Regions from separate parts of the Homo sapiens genome. Here region 2 is linked to region 1. Evidence: chromatin loops called from intact Hi-C (ENCODE). Cell type or tissue: heart left ventricle. All regions are shown on one strand. Each heading gives the region's core, and the rest is flanking DNA. Links, peaks and the distances in the headings are about the cores only. Region 1 overlaps CPVL (carboxypeptidase vitellogenic like). Region 2 overlaps CPVL (carboxypeptidase vitellogenic like).

Evidence for each region. Hi-C counts contacts between places; a loop is a spot of excess contacts. Peaks named below come from ENCODE experiments on the same cell type or tissue, not always from the same donor. Only the 100,000 strongest peaks of a DNase experiment are listed, where the experiment ranks them.
Region 2: it touches region 1 in a loop (2.5-fold over the local background); 4 of 110 quality-filtered maps call a loop at or near these places.

The regions. Positions count from the first base shown.
Region 1 is chr7:29,017,728-29,020,650 of GRCh38, forward strand. All of the region lies in intron 12 of CPVL (carboxypeptidase vitellogenic like), which reads right to left. Among named protein-coding and RNA genes, the nearest start is that of CPVL-AS2, 39 kb to the left of the region's middle. In heart left ventricle, for the core only: a CTCF peak has its summit at 1,749; no DNase peak of the experiment used is centred there.
Region 2 is chr7:29,086,327-29,089,249 of GRCh38, forward strand. It overlaps CPVL (carboxypeptidase vitellogenic like), which reads right to left. Exons shown (of 13, transcript NM_031311.5): 7 at 158-224. Among named protein-coding and RNA genes, the nearest start is that of CPVL-AS1, 7.5 kb to the left of the region's middle. In heart left ventricle, for the core only: no CTCF peak of the experiment used is centred there; no DNase peak of the experiment used is centred there; H3K27ac peaks cover 412 bases.

The DNA of each region.
Region 1 (2,923 bases), core at 294-2,793:
TGAAATACATTATTTCTCGGCCCTGCTTTAATTATGGTAGGCATGCATATAGGCTCCAATTTTAACTGTACCAGCATACTGCTGTGATTCCATTATTCCAGTAGTGGATATGCTTGTGAAGTAGAGAATCTCTGGGCTGTAAGCCAAGACTCTAACCTCAGCTCAGACATGAAATGGGTAGGATACTTCAGGGAAGTCACTTAACCTCTGGGTTTCAGTTTCCCTTCCCTGGAAAATGAGACCTAAAATTCATTCCAGCCATTAAATACAACCTAGCCGAGATAATCCATCTTGTAGTTTTGGAAGAAAATGGAATTGATATTGACAGTGAAAACATAAAATAAAAATAGTAAGGGCTCAAATTGCAATCAGGAAAATCAGCCTGTTGGAGATCATGCAAAACTCATGATTATAGAAGCTACACCCAGTAAGATTCGGTAAAAATGAAAACTGCTCAATGACTCAACATTTTTTCAATATTTATATGAAAAATAATTTGTGTCAATAAAGATATTTTCAATAAAATAACGATGAAAAAAACAGAAGTGTTTTCTTTCTCCAGGACATTCAGCTTAATGACATTTATTCTAAAAAAAAAAATCTTAAAGCAATTTCTCAGTATGGTTATTATTCCGATTAAAATTTTTAATCTTTTTTTTTTTTTTTTTTGAGACAGGGTCTCACTCTGTTGCCCAATCTGGAGTGCAGTGGCGCGATCTCAGCTCACCGCAACCTCTGCCTCCCAAGTTCAAGCGATTCTCATGCCTCTGACTCCCGAGTAGCTGGGATTACAGGCGTGTGCCACCATGCCTGGCTAATTTTTGTATTTTTAGTAGAGATGAAGTTTCACCATGTTGGCCAGGCTGGTCTCGAACTCCTGGCCTCAAGTGATCCACCCACCTTAGCCTCCCAAAGTGCTTGGATTACAGGCGTCAGCAACCCTGCCCGGCCAAAGTTTTAAATTTCTTAATGTGGAGTCAAAACTTCCTTAGGGCTGGCATGTTAAGAATAAAATGTCCTACATTTCAAATGCAGTGACAATATCAACTCAGATAATGAACAGCAACTTTGATATTTGGAGAAAGGCACAGAAAGATCCCAAAAGGGTGGCCTTGAGAGCAATGGCCATGGGTTGTCAACAGACAAGGAGAAAGAGGACTCAACTTCTGGGACCCAGAGATAACACTTGTAAGGGTTTATGGTCAATGCCAGTGCAGAGGCTACCCATGACTTTGGTTATCACGTAGCCTGAGATTTACATTTTGTGTATATTTCTATCTCAGTGGCTAGAGATAGGTATATGGTATATAGAGATAGGTATAAATATATATATATATATATTTACATATCTATGTAAGCATAGAGAGCATTATGACATTTGCTGAAAGACACTACACTATTCCACATTGCATTGCTGGCTGAGCCCCTCTGGGCATTAATGAAATATAGATATTTTGGATCTTTGTTAGGTGATATCTTAGAAATAAGTTAGTCCAGACCTTGCATTTGACAGACAACTTCTAAATTTGACAGACGCTCAGAAAGTCTGCTGCTCGGATTATATAACAGGGCAGTGTCCAATCCTTAAAATGGCACCAATACCAAAAACTTATTACCTTCTAGGTCAGAGCCAACAAGGAGGAACAAGAAGCACTTGCTCTTCATCGGATCTCTGAAGGCTGGTGGGAGCTGTGTTTGATTTCTCTGGGCATGGCTTGATGTGAATACACAGGGAAAATTGCTCCCTCTCTCGGTACCGTACTGCTCCCCTAGGAGAGCTGTCATTTCTTTAAGTGGACATTTTAGGTAACCATCCAGAGACAAGTCTACTTTGGTTTCAATTTTTTAAATTAAGAGCTGTAGTGTTTGGCAGAGAATGAGGTTGCTTTTTTGGCAGACACATACCCATGCTTCTGTTTTGTGTGTCTAATGCTGAAAAGCAAGTCCATGGCTAAGGTCCGTTTTCTTCATTATCAGACGCTTGACACTTGGACAGTATTCTTAGATAAACCTCACAGAGAATGCCTTTGTTCACACGGGAGTGCTTTTCCCTCCTCATAACCCTCATCTCCACAAACCACCCCAAACCAACGCTGAGGCACTAAGGGGGAAGGATCTTTGCCAACATTTTAAAATCACCTATACAAAATGCAGATCCCTTGCTGCGTGGTAAAACACTCACTATCACAAACATATGTGGGCCTTGCTTCTTTTGTTACTTGTTTTTTTGGCAGCCAGAGGAGTACCATTTCATCTCTAAATGTGTTTTGCATTCACAAGAAGAGTCAGCGGGTTGAGTGTGATATTTGCCACCAGTTTCTGACTGGCGGCCAATTCCTTTTACCACCTCTGTGGGACTTGTCGCCCTGAAGCAGCAATCTGGCCTCCCAAGCTGGACGTTTTATGCAAAGAGCCAAGCAGGACACATGTGGGATGCCAGGCCTGGGAGCATTTCACAAGGCTGGTTCAGGGGATATAAAATAACAGGTGGTGGAGGCAGCCATCAAATAATCTTGAGGAGATCGTGTGTGTGCCTGGTGAGATGTTTATCACAAAGTAGTGTAGCAGATGGGGGGAGGTAACATGTCCACCACTCCCTGGCAGCTCAACATTCAAATATGCCCTTAATGGCCTGAATATTAATATTCCAACTTTCCCTTATATGTTGACTTTCAATAAACATATTTTCCTGAATCCTGACTATTACTATTTATAATTTTTTCTTCGTTATATGTACTCTTGTAAGCAATCCAGGGTAATAATAATAAAAATAAAAATAGCAAAATTTACTATGAGCCAGGAATTGCTCTAAGCTTATTAACTTATCCAAACCCTCTCAACAGTCCTATAAGGATACCATAGTGGATGGCTTAAACAACAGGAATTTATTTCTCCCATTGGATGCATATTTTAGAAATAAAGG
Region 2 (2,923 bases), core at 159-2,658, 68 kb after region 1:
GATAATTGGGAGAATTTTGAATAAAGGCTGAATCAATATTGATATGTATGTGTACATGTATATACATATATAGATTTTAAATGAACAAACTACACTCATAATATATGTCAGTTCTGGTGATGTTTGAAGCACACAAGGAAACGTGACTTCTACTTACCTCCCCAGTGACATAAAAGTCATTATTTTTATATTCAGGAAATATCTGGAAAAACTGAATTAGTGCACTGCAAAAAGAAGAACAAGAACAACACAAATTAATCAGAAAAATGATTCAGGATCTCTTCATGCTAGGATATCAAATCTAACTCTTTGGCAATAGGTTTCACACTTGAAATAAGATACCACTCTGCTATGAGCTCCTGTAGGACATTTTATTTACACAATACATGTGGGCTTACTTTGTGATAATAAGAAGTTTGGACAAGTGGACATCAATACTCTGGGCATGTTTCCAAATTACTGATATACCAGTTTGGATCATCTAACTGTTGAGGGCACCTTGAGCAAATAATACAGGTTTCACATGTTACGTAGCAATTCTTGGAGGTAGTTCTGCAAACTTTATGATCCCATTAGCCCGGGTTTGTGGTGAAGTAAGGGAAGTCTTAGTTGCTTACCAACCCCCACTGTGGGGGACTCTGAACATTTCTGATGGAGCTCCAAGAATGCCACATTTTAATAACCAAAGAACAGAAAAACTGTAAGATGACTATAATTTAAAAGAAAAACAGCAAATGGTCACAGATATTGAAATAAATGTACAGTAGGCTCTGGGCTAAAAAAAAGAAAAACACATTTACTAAAGAATGCTAACAGCCGGCCAGGGCGGTGGCTCATGCCTATAATACCAGGACTTTGGGAGGCTAAGGTGGGCGGATAACGAGGTCAGGAGTTCGAGACCAGCCTAGCCAACATAGTGAAACCCCATCTCTACTAAAAATACAAAAATTAGCCAGGCATGGTGGTGCGCGCCTGTAGTCCCAGCTACTCAGGAGGCTGAGACAGAAGAATCACTTCAACCAGGGAGGCTGAGGTTGCAGTGAGCTGAGATTGCGCCATTGCACTCCAGCCTGGGCAACAGAGTAAGACTCTGTCTCAAAAAAAAAAAAAAAAAAAAAGAATGCCAATAGCCACTTCAGTGATGAAATAGATTTTAACAGACTCAAGGAGTGATTTCATAATAAGCAAGAAGACAGTGGATTTTTAAATGATTCTTTACCTGAACAAAATATTTCAAAAAAAGGAAAACAAAAACTTGTGAAACTCAGTAGCTCTATGAGTGTTTTGACCCAGACTGCAGTGCCTGCGAAGCTAGGGGAGGTTGTTGGCCCAGTTTCCTGCTGAGAGACTAAAAGCCATGAACCATCCAGGAAGATGAAAGGCAAGGAGGCTCTGAAAACCCAGGAGGATGGCGAAGTTCAAGGGTTACAAAGAGGCAAAATTGGGTCATTACAATCACCATGATCCTAGCTATATTTAATTTTCAAAGGCTGCATAAAAATTCACCATGAAACACTACTGTAGAGTTTCGGTGTATTTCTGTATTCATTATTTATAGTGGCCTTTGTAGCAACTAAATCTGAGAAGCTGCATTTTATAGCTTCTATGTTTGTGCTGGCAATAAGCTGGCTTTAGAGTGCAGATAAAAATAGGCATTCATTCTCCACCCTTCCCTCTCCAACCTTCAGGCTAAAATCTACTTCCTTTTCTCTCTTCCTGCTTGTTGGAATGGCAGGAGATAATTTAGCATAGTAAATCTCAATTAAGCCTTTGGCTTTAGCTTAAAGCTTATTTCCTTGTAGTATTTGCTGGAGAGTCATTAGGGTTGCTGGATTTAGCAAATGAAAACATAAGACATGGCTTAATTTTGAATTTCAGATAACAAATAATGGCTTAGTATAAGTATGTCCCAAATATTGCATGGAATATACTTACATTAAAATTTTATTTGTTGTTTACCTGAAATTCAAATTTAACTGGGTATTTTGTGTTTTATCTGATAATCTTGGTCAGAGATAATCTCCCAGGTTACTTCTATCTCGAAAATGGCAGGATTCTCCAGCTCAAGTTCCACTTGAGGAAGTTATCATCGAGTTTCAATTTCAGTTTTTATTTCACAGCCAAAAAACTGGCTATTTTTTTTTAAGCAAGCACTTAGTAGCGTGGTAGCACTCCTGTTTCTTAAAAGAGAGTGAAGAATGAAAAAAGTAAATTTAGTAAATTAGATTTACATATGCCATTTGCTCATTTAACTGTATTTTAGTCAAGAACTCTTCTTATTACATGGTGAGCATTTTCTAGAAAATAGAATCTAGAATCAAGCCCACATGAAATTACAAATTTTAGAAGCAGATCTGCTAAACATATATATAATACATAAGTGGCCGGGCGCGGTGGCTCACACCTGTGGGAGGCCGAGGCGGGCAGATCACGAGGTCAAGAGATTGAGACCATTCTGGCCAACGTGGTGAAACCCCGTTTCTACTAAAAATACAAAAATTATCTGGGTGTGGTGGTGGGCGCCTGTAGTCCCAGCTACTCAGGAGGCTGAGGCAGGAGAATTGCTTGAACCTGGGAGGCAGAGGTGGCAGTGAGCCGAGATCACGCCACTGCACTCCAGCCTGGCGACATAGTGAGACTCCGTCTCAATAATAATAATAATACATAAGCATGTGTGTTCACAAGTGCACACTCCATGCATTTATTCAGGTACAAGAGCTACATGGCACAAGAAGCATGCTTCTTCTTGGTGATTCCATTTGGCCACCTTGCTGGCATTGTGCTAAGGACTTGTCTCATAAACAGAATTTTAGTTAAGGGCTCTCTGCTCGCAGAAAGGTACCTTAAAGGACCAAAAAGAGAAACAGATTGCAAGGAAGAATGACTAGGAGAAAATTATTCCTCAGATAAGTTTTTAAACAGA